2 separate regions of the Homo sapiens genome follow, and region 1 is linked to region 2. A link is an interaction called in ENCODE POLR2A ChIA-PET data of the cell type or tissue named here. Cell type or tissue: OCI-LY7. All regions are shown on one strand. Links, peaks and the distances in the headings refer to the core of each region. The heading gives the core; the rest is flanking DNA.

Region 1 (5,390 bases), core at 214-5,213, 67 kb after region 2:
TGAGTTACAGATCAAAAGCCAGTAACACTAGCAAAGAGAATGTTTATTGTATTCCATTTACTATTGTTAGATACAGGATATGTTAGCATCTACCTTCAAAATCTGCAGATTGGTTTATTTTTACATTCTACCTGTGAAATTATTGTATCCCAGGTCAATCTTAATGAAAGTCTATACCTTGATTAAAATTTGTCCATAGAACAGAATGCATTTCCACTAGAATAAAACCTAAAAGGATTTTTACTTCAATGCTATGATAACTACCAATTCTCCTTCCCCATCCTGAATGATTTTAGAGTAGACAGATAGGGCAAGGCTGAGCATCCATCTCCATTTCATATCACCCTGCCTGTACAGAGCTAAAAACCTCAAAAGGAAAATAGAGCCCGTGTAGGAATGGTGCGAGGAGAAGAGTCATCAGGAAGATGCGGTAACGTGCTTAAGAGAGTGTGCTTAGCATAGGATCAAGGCGACCTTCCTTCCTTGGGCAATGTAGGATAAAAGAAAAAAACCAAGTACTTTTTTTTCCTCTGTGCTCTAGATAACCCTCCCATTATTGGTTCCAGTTCTTGTTTACCTATTCTGATAAAAACCTATTAACCATCCAATGAAAATGAAGAAAATACCACTAAAACTTGGAGTTATTACTTATGTAATTTAATGTGGAGGAGGTGGAGGAAATTAGATTAAATTTACTCTAAGTGTTCAGTGAATGTATCCAACTCTCTAGCAGAAACATAAAATTCTTTAAAAAATATATGAGTACCTTTACTAAATATTTTTTAAGTCCGAAGCTCATAGAAGACAGTGTGTACTTAATCATCTTTGAGTAGTGCCAGTACATTTATATGCTTAATACCTGACGTTTGTTGCTAATACATTTCACTTTACATCAGAAATGCAGCATAGGTGAATCACTGAACGTATTTACAGCCAAGTTGTTTCCTTTTTTTAAGTGAGTTACCCAACACCATTATCATACCACTGTTGTTGGCATCAAACACTGTATGTATGTTTAAACCAGATTAGTTCATGAAATCTTTTTAATCTTCAGGCTGAAGTGAGAAATGATAGAAGATAATCCCACCTAACATGAAGTGTGTTTTTAAAGCTATTTTCATTCTGCAGAGAAGACTGAACACAGTGTAACACTATGCTTTAGTCCCTCAGAAAAACCAGCGCCTAAATTGCAGGAAGGTCCTGCTTAGAGTATCACCCCTGTACCACCAGTACTTGGCAGATGTTCGCACGAGTAAAGGAATGATGACTTACAGATAAATGTAATGAAAAAGGCTCCAAAGTGACAGGCCCAGCTGTTTGAAAAGATCACATCTGAGCCTCAGTGCCCAAGAGGAAGCCATGCAAATTCAGAGCTTTGTCGGTTGCCAATTTCAGCATTTGTTTTGCACTGGCTTTATGACTGTAGGCTCTTACATTTCCAACACTAAACGGGATCCAGCCGTCAATTGCTATTTGTGTCCATACATTACCTCACCAATAAATGTGATCCTGGTCTTTGAGATACTCGCTTTCTGGGATTCCACTTTTAGTTGATTATCCTAATATGTTATACTTACTTGTCTAGTAATTGGCTACTGTTTTAATAAGGTATTGCTATAGAACACAGTTTCATATCTATGTGAATTTTTTAAATTATCCAAAAATAAATAAGAAAATGATCAAATTAGAACTGATGAAAATATTTAATTGGATTTCACTTTGCTTATATCTACTTCTTACATATTAAACGCTATTGACTTTTCTGTCCTTATTTTAAACTAAGAGATGATCCTAACAGGGATTAAGGTGTTCCCTTTTTTTTAATTGTATTTTAAGTTCAGGGGTAAATGTGCAGTTTGGTTATATAGGTGAAGCTGTGTCATGGAGGTTTGTTGAACAGATTATTTCATCATGCAGGTATTAAGCCCAGTACCCGTTAGTTATGTTTCCTGATCGTCTCCCTCCTCGTACTCTCCACCCTCCAATAAGCTCCAGTGTCTGTTGTAAAGTATTCCCTTTTTTACCATCTATAAAGAGAGAGTTGGACAAGGAAATTAATATATAAGAAGGATTAGTAAGATTGTATAATATTATAATTTGGTAAGTTAGCCTAAGAGTATATAATTGCTTACAAACTACATCAAAAATAATTTTATCTGTTAATTAAAGTTGCCTTAATGGTTTATAAGCAAACTTTTAATAGCTAAATTTCTAGTTACTGCCTCTACATTTTTATAAGTAAATCTGTATTTTTTAGAACTATACTATAAATAAAATGTTCATTAAAACAGATTTTCCTCCATTTACTGTGACTAATGGGAGCATTTATAACATTCATTTTTTGAATGTTATTCTTGTAGTAAAAAGAAAGGCCTACAAGCTCATACGTTTTTGTATGCTACATTGGGAAATTTATTTTTGTTGTGTATTATAGTATTCCCTGATGGATTTGTTGTCTAAAATGGTGGTGGGCCAACCTCATTTTGTCCGTTGCATCAAACCAAATAGTGAGCGTCAGGCAAGAAAATATGACAAAGAGAAAGTTCTGCTACAGCTTCGGTACACAGGAATTCTGGAAACAGCAAGAATTCGAAGACTAGGATTCTCCCATCGGATACTTTTTGCTAACTTTATAAAGCGGTATGTGGATTTCTTTTTCAGTTTCTATTGTGCAGTTTATATAAAAATCATTCAGAAGAATTATAAGAAACATAATATGAAAAAATCTTTAGAGGTCTAGGAGGGAGGCATTTTGTTCATGCAAATGATTATGTGTTGAAAAAAGAAGATAGCTATTAACTGAGGCTGAAAGACTCTGGACAGATGGGTGGTACTATGTGGTATAGGCAGCATGATCCAGAGGCGTGAGCTTCTGTACTGAGGAGTTGGAGAATCTGGGTTCTCGCCCTAGCTCAGCCACTTGCTATGTGACTGTAGGCCTATACCACTGATTCTCAGCTGGGAGAGATTTTGCCCCTCAAAAGACACTTGGCAATGTCTGGAGACATTTCTGGTTGTCACATCCTGTGTGGTGTAGGGGCGTGGGGGGATGCTACTGACCTCTAGTGGGTAGAGGCCTGGGAATGCTGTTAAACAGCCATTCTACAATTTACAGGATGGCCTCCCCACAACAAAGAATTATCCAGCCCCAAATCTCAACAGTGCTGAGGCTGAGAAACCCTGGCCTATAACCCTAACCTCACTTTACTCGCCTACCAAATCTGCTCTAACTACCTGATAGGATCCTTATAATGATCAAATGAGATACTGTCTCTAACGGTGATTTGGAAGATGAAACAATTAGGTTTATGTGTCAATTTAAAAAGCTAACATAAATTTTTTTAAAAGAATCAATTGGTATAAGGAATGTTTTATTTTATTTTTTTTTTTTTTTTGAGACGGAGTCTGGCTCTGTGACCCAGGCTGGAGTGCAGTGGCGCGATCTCAGCTCACTGCAAGCTCTGCTTCCCAGGCTCATGCCATTCTTCTGCCTCAGCCTCCCGACTAGCTGGGAGTACAGGTGCCCACCACCATGCCCAGCTAATTTTTTTTGTATTTTTAGTAGAGATGGGGGTTTCACCGTGTTAGCCAGGATGGTCTCGATCTTCTGACCTTGTGATCCACCCGTCTTGGCCTCCCAAAGTGCTAGGATTACAGGCGTGAGCCACTGCGCCCAGCCAAGGAGTTCCTTTTAATATTTGAGATTAACATAAAATAAATTAAGCTATATACTAAATATATTTTATTGAGTAATACGTTATTAGTAATGTGAAGGTTCAATATCTTATATATTTAATATTTTAAATGCCCATATTTTTTATATTTTTTCAGTTCTATCATTTCTATTGGTCATTAAACATAATGAAATTTCCATTTTTAAAGATGAAGTCTATTAAAATTTTCAGGTGAAACCCAGTATTTGAGGAAGTCCCATTTATAATATTCTTCACCCTTTTTCAAAGTATATAAATTACTATTAAGAACAAAACCGTGTTTTGTGATTGCACATCAAACTTGATTTCTAATTTTCCTCCCCTCCTCCGTAAAACTTTATGCATTTTATTAGCCATTCTTTTACTTGGAGTAACCAAGACTCCTTCTAAATGTGATGAGAATTCTGATTATTTCTGCTAATTTTTTTTTTTTTTTTGAGACGGAGTCTTGCACTGTTGCCCAGGCTGGAGTGCAGTGGCCGGATCTCGGCTCCTGGGTTCACACCATTCTCCTGCCTCAGCCTCCTGAATAGCTAGAACTACAGGCGCCCGCCACCACGCCCGGCTAATTTTTTGTACTTTTAGTAGAGACGGGGTTTCACCGTTTTAGCCAGGATGGTCTCCATCTCCTGACCTCGTGATCCGCCCACCTTGGCCTCCCAAAGTGCTGGAATTCCAGGCATGAGCCACTGTGCCTGGCCTATTTCTGCTAATTTTTATATGTTCAGCAAATTTGTGGTAGTTCTTGATTTAGTTTTTCTTTTTTTTCTTTTTCTTTTTTTTTTTTTTTAGACAGAGTCTCGCTCTGTCACCCAGGCTGGAGTGCAGTGGCGCAATCTTGGCTCACTGCAAGCTCCGCTTCACAGTGAGCTTGCATTCTGTGCAAACTCACGCCATTCTCCTGCCTCAGCCTCCCGAGTAGCTGGGACTACAGGTGCCCACCACCACGCCCGGCTAATTTTTTGTATTTTTATTAGAGAAGGGGTTTCACCATGTTAGCCAGGATGGTCTTGATCTCCTGACCTCGTGATCCGCCAGCCTCGGCCTCCCAAAGTGCTGGGATTACAGGCGTGAGCCACTGCACCCAGCTGATTTTGGTTTTCTTTAGAGACCTGGGATTATTTATTTGGAATGCTTTGAAATCAAGAAAACTCTACTACCTTTTTCATGATGGAGATCAAAATTACATAAACATATGACTTTTGTGTTGGCCAATCCTTATAGTAGTTTAAGACAAACCAAAACCTCAAGTTTAGAGTCCAGAAATCTAGTTAGCAGCTAATCATCAACTTTACTTCCTACAGATCAGACACAATTTTATAACCAAAACTAAGAAATAAAAAAATGGAATTTTTTTATTGGCTAATAGGTAAATTCTCCATCCTGCTCATGAAAGCAGGTAAACCAAAAATACTAGATACAAAGGAGTTTCAAATATCAAATTAAGATTAAAATTTGACCTTATTATCATGCACTTCATGTTTCAGAAAAAAATGAGATCTTTAATTTGCTTAAATAGTAATATAGATATTATGAGTGTAATATTAATATAAGTACTCTTAAATTTCAGTGATTTTTTAATGTATAAGGCACCATGCTAAGCACTGTGGGAGACACTGAATTTTAGAAGTGGCTTGATCTTCAATATTGGACAGTCCAGTTAGAATCACCAGAGGC
Region 2 (5,390 bases), core at 290-5,289:
TATGGGAGGGGGAAAATAGACCAGGATGTAACATCTGCCAATATATCAGGAACATGCTTTTGTATGTTTATATCTACATAAATTGCTTACCAAAGAAGAGACATTTCATTATATACCAAATTAATTTTTTATGTTTTTAAAAATATCTTAATATTTTCTATTTAGGCTAATAACAGAACCTTGCAAGAGAAGATTTTACAAGTGAACAATTTGGTAGAAGCCTTTGGCAATGCCTGCACTATTATAAATGACAATTCTAGCAGATTTGGAAAATACTTAGAAATGAAATTCACCTCTTCTGGAGCGGTAGTGGGAGCACAGATTTCTGAATATCTCCTGGAAAAATCCCGAGTTATCCACCAAGCTATGTAAGTTTATTTCAAATCTCTCCTATTTTGGAGGAAGCAGAAGCAAACATAATACTTTAATAGTAAAATGTCTTTCTCATTCAATAAAATTTTATTTATCACTTACTATATGCAAAGCACTTACTATTGAGAATGAAGAGATCCATCAGCACTGTCTTATTCTCAAATATATGTTACATCCAATAGAGGAATTAATGTATAACCTAAAATTTATGCTGCCAGATAGAAAACCTAAGCCCATCATAGAGGTACTAACAGCGTAAATTAGAGACCATTCTGACATAGCAGAGAATATATTTATCTATACAAAATTAATGTGAAATTTAATTAGAAGTAACTGAGTCCTTTTCTGTTTTAAATGCTAGCATATATAAATAGATCTTTGTATTCTATTCTTCCTATGTTTATATACAAGGGACCAAATAAAAGATTCAGGAAGGAGCTTTATCATATTGACCTTTTATTGCTGGCTGATTTAAGCCATCAATACTCTTCATAATGCTTTGATATTAAGTTGAATGAATTCCTTTTGCGGGTTTGTAGCTTAATGACAAAGTTTCTCTCCTGTCTCACAAAACATCTTTGTTATTCTAAAGAGGAAACTATCGTTACACATTGGATTTGTACCCTGGTGGTTACATTATTTTGCTTAAAAGCATGGCAAGTTAGAATCTTTCATTTTTCTTATGTTGGTTTTATGCTAAACATACTCTACATTATTGTAGTAGTATGTCATGTTAATTCACAGTAACATAATAAGCTCTTGTTTTATATTAGTACATTATTATTTAATGTAAGTGCCTTCAAGCTTGGTGTCATTCAATTCATGAGTAAGTCATGAATAGAAGTTGCCTGGAGTCCAGCTCCTAATATGGAAAATTACTCTTTGGTCTTCAATTAAAAATATGGAAGGAGGCCGGGCACAGTGGCTCACACCTGTAATCCCAGCACTTTGGGAGGCCAAGGCGGGTGGATCACGCGGTCAGGAGATTGAGACCATCCTGGCTAACATGGTGAAACCCCATCTCTACTAAAAATACAAAAAATTAGCCGGGCGTGGTGGTGGGTGCTTGTAGCCCCAGCTACTCGGGAGGCTGAGGGAGGAGAATGGCGTGAACCCAGGAGGCGGAGCTGGCAGTGAACCGAGATCATGCCACTTCACTCCAGCTGGGGTGACAGAGCGAGACTCCATCTCAAAAAAAAAAAAATGGAAGGAATGATTATTAAACACATATGGCTTTCAACTGTGGTACCACACCGTTTTAATCCACTTTGGGTAAGATATTTAAACCTTAAAGATTCTTACAGGATCTTGGCTCTGTAATTCATTGTATGTATGATTTGAAACAGTTTACTTAACCTCTCTGCACCTCTGTTTTTCATCTTTAAAATGAAATAGCATTAGTACCTACCTATCAATTAAGACAAGGTACCTACAGTATATAGCACAATGAATGGCATATATTAAGAACCCCATAAGTTTAAGCCATTAGTAGTAATAGTAGTGTTAATAGTTGATTAGAAATAACATATAGCACAGTACCTGGGATATTGAAGATGTTCAGTAAATGGCAGATACTATTTATTGATGTCTGTCCAGTGCCCAAAACTCAGTGGACATGTGTGTCAGTGCCGTTGCCACCCATAACTAGAAGGACCGCGGGATCTTAGCAGATGTGGAAACTTAGCTAGTTCTCAAAACCATTTGTTCTGCTTTCATAATTGTGTAAGCTTCTCCTTCAGGCCCTTCAGGAAGAACTACTTAAGAGTAACTAATTGGTAGATGGCACCACCATGTTGCACAATGTCAAGGGATATAATTCACGGTGTATTCTATGGAGTTGAGTGCAGGAACTCAGTTCATATAGAAGAGCACATGAACAGAACACTCTGGAGTTACACAATGAGGCCCTGAGCTTGTAACCATAGAAATAATATCATTAATGCTTACTGAAATATCGTAGGATGCATTCTAAGAAATAGCATAGTCAGGATTATATTTAAGGCATGCTGTGAATTAAGTAGTTTTTTTCCCCCTAAGGAACTATTCTAATTTTACAAGTTTGCTTATTGGGGAAAAGCATTCCAAATTCCAAATTCACAATCAAGTGGAAATATAACTCAGTTATAATTTGAGCACAGCTGTCTTTAATTTATAACACTTTTTCCATTTTTATATCTGTTTTTTCTTTCACCTAATTTAATTGCATTTTTAAGTTCCAGAGGAGCTTTGAGTGACCTATGAATATGAAAATATCAGACATGTGATTGATGGAAGAATTCTTAATAGGTACATTTACAAATTATAAATTTAATTGCACTGTTATCAATCAGGGTACTGAACAGAAAGAACAAGCTCAAGGGTTTTAACTGAGAAAACTGTTTACAGAGATCACATGGGCATTGAAGAGCCAAGAATGAATGGTGAGAAGCCCATGGACTAACAGGGGTGAGGAGCCATGGCTGCCTTCCTGTCTGCAGGTGGAGGGAGGGGCAGCACTAGTGCCTGGTGCCAGCTGCAGCTGTGGATCAGGGGCTGCCTGTCTGGAGCTATGGCCCTAATGGGACACAGCCAGTCAGGGAGAGAGCAAGGGGATAACATCCCAGCCTCTCTCTCCTTCATTCGCCTGTTTCCTGCCTGTGCTTCCTATTGGCTGAACCCATATGGAAGCCAGAGAGCAAGGGAGCCCAAGAATTGCAGGCTGTAGGGATTGGCCCTTGGGGTCCCAGAGCAAGACAAAGAAGAGTGTAGAATGATTTGAGGAGCAGGGAAGAATTAGAGCAGACGAGTATCTTTTTTTAATGAACTCACCCTTTCTTTTAAGACATTTTGTTCTTTTCTTCGGTTTTTGCCTCTGGCGATGTCATCCCAGCTCAATCTCTGACCACATTTATTTTTAGATTACCTTTCTAATGATGATAGTACTATCTTATAACTTGTGACTTAAATCCTTTTCTAAACATAGATAGTTTTCAAGGAGAAAATTTTAAAAGAGGCTACTTAATTTCAAGAATAAGATGAACCTATTGAAGGCAATGCTAGATAATTCTCATAAATACAAATTATAGCTATTTCCATTGCAGTTTCCTCCTGTTACTACAGTTTAGTTCAGCAAGCATTGATTGCATTTCTCTGATGTCCCCAGCACTTAACAGGACTCTATAGGAGACATAAATAAGTGGCTGACATGGTCCTCTCCATTGTGGAGAAAGGGAAATGTATTTATGGAGCAATTACTCTATGTCAGGCACTGCACTAAGCACCTTACAGCCATTATCTCTTTTAATTCTTCCAGTCATGTGACAGGGTGTCATTTTCTCTTTTAAAAGTGAGAAACTAAGAGAATTTTAATAAGTTGCTTAATGTCAAAAAGCTGGCAATGACTGAGTTGGAGTTTGAAGCCTCATCCTTCTGTCTGACTCCCAAGCCCACCATTCATGCATCCATCCAGCCATCCGTCTATTTGACACATATTTATTGAGTGCCTACTGTGTGCTAGGCACAGGAGACATAAAGCCAAGTAAGGCAGGATTCCTGTGGTAACACAGCTCACAGTATGATATAAAACGTGCTGATCACTCATTGGTTTCTAGTCTCTCATGAAAGTAGGAAATGAGTTCATCTGCTAAGATTGAGCAGGTAGGTGGCAAGAGGAGGGGACTGAGGAGACTGCATATCCAGGAGGAGAGAGTTTACAAGGAGGGAGCTGTGATTAAAAAGGAAAAACTGAAAGTGTTGTTTTACGAATACCCTGTAGTGCCTTAAGAATGCAAAGCTTCGGCCGGGTGCGGTGGCTCACGCCTGTAATCCCAGCACTTTGGGAGGCCGAGGCGGGTGGATCATGAGGTCAGGAGATTGAGACCATCCTGGCTACACGGTGAAACCCCATCTCTACTAAAAATACAAAAAATTAGCCAGGTGTGGTGGCAGGCGCCTGTAGTCCCAGCTACTCAGGAGGCTGAGGCAGGAGAATGGCATGAACCTGGGAGGCAGAGCTTGCAGTGAGCCAAGATCGTGCCACTGCACTCCAGCCTGGGCAACACAGCAAGACTCTGTCTCAAAAAAAAAAGAATGCAAACCTTCATTATTAGCTTTCTAAGTCTGATTGTTGGCCACTTCGTTGAAGATTCAAAGGTTTCACAGGTGAGTTAAGCTATACCCTTGTGAGTACTTTGACACCGTTTGAGGCTGTCAGAGGCCTTGGCTGCACAGGTAAGCTTCAGGGTGCAAAGCAGGTGAACACACATATGAGACAGCCCTGAGGGCCTTCCTGCAAGCAGCTGAGTGGAACTCACTCTGAAGAAGTGTTAGAAGATCCACAAGTAGGAATGAGGCCACAATAAGAGAAATTATATTTGGTAACTTGCAAGACCCCATGTCTGTCCCCAGGCGGTCCTGACCTGGGAACCCCTGAAAACATTAGCAAGTGTGGGATACTGTAGTGCTCTGTGTTCTTAAGCACAGCTTGATATGGTTCGTGACCCCGGGTAAGCTTTGGAGGTGTGTTCTTTTCCTGTTTCTTTAACTTTCTGATTGTCCGCTGAAGATCAGTATATTCCCAATAGTATCTCCAGATCTTTTCAAATTATAATTCTCAATAAATGTAAACTGATGAAGAGAAATCCATTAATATTGTTTGTCTAAGTTTTAACACTTAACGGATACAATGTACAATTAATGTACATTGTTAACAATCACAAATGTTAACACTTAACTGATACAAATGTGATCATGATTGTTAACACTTAATTGATACAATGTACAATTAGTGTACATTGTGAACAATGTAGTACAGTGTTAACATTCACAATTGCACTGTATTAGTTAATGTTAACAATCACATTGTTAGCACTTAACTGATACAATGTACATGAGTGAAGTGCACAGTCAGTGTGCTTCATTAGAAGAAAGCAAACTGAATTATATGCTGTGCCAGTCGTAGAGAAGTTTTTATTATTTTGTGGTGAGAAAAGACAAGAACTAAAGGAAACTTTCAGTTTTGTTCTAACTTCACTTGTATG

What was found. Peaks named below come from ENCODE experiments on the same cell type or tissue, not always from the same donor. Only the 100,000 strongest peaks of a DNase experiment are listed, where the experiment ranks them.
Region 1: POLR2A ChIA-PET joins it to region 2 with 5 read pairs; 3 of 35 experiments call an interaction of 5 or more read pairs at or near these places.

Annotation. Positions count from the first base shown.
Region 1 is chr10:26,154,876-26,160,265 of GRCh38, forward strand. MYO3A (myosin IIIA) reads left to right here. Exons shown (of 35, transcript NM_017433.5): 26 at 2,435-2,640. Among named protein-coding and RNA genes, the nearest start is that of GAD2, 59 kb to the right of the region's middle. In OCI-LY7, for the core only: CTCF peaks have their summits at 3,048 (motif pointing left) and 3,251; DNase peaks (open chromatin) are centred at 1,316 and 3,036; H3K4me3 peaks cover 1,162 bases; H3K27ac peaks cover 2,463 bases.
Region 2 is chr10:26,088,038-26,093,427 of GRCh38, forward strand. It overlaps MYO3A (myosin IIIA), which reads left to right. Exons shown (of 35, transcript NM_017433.5): 15 at 166-368. Among named protein-coding and RNA genes, the nearest start is that of GAD2, 130 kb to the right of the region's middle. In OCI-LY7, for the core only: no CTCF peak of the experiment used is centred there; no DNase peak of the experiment used is centred there.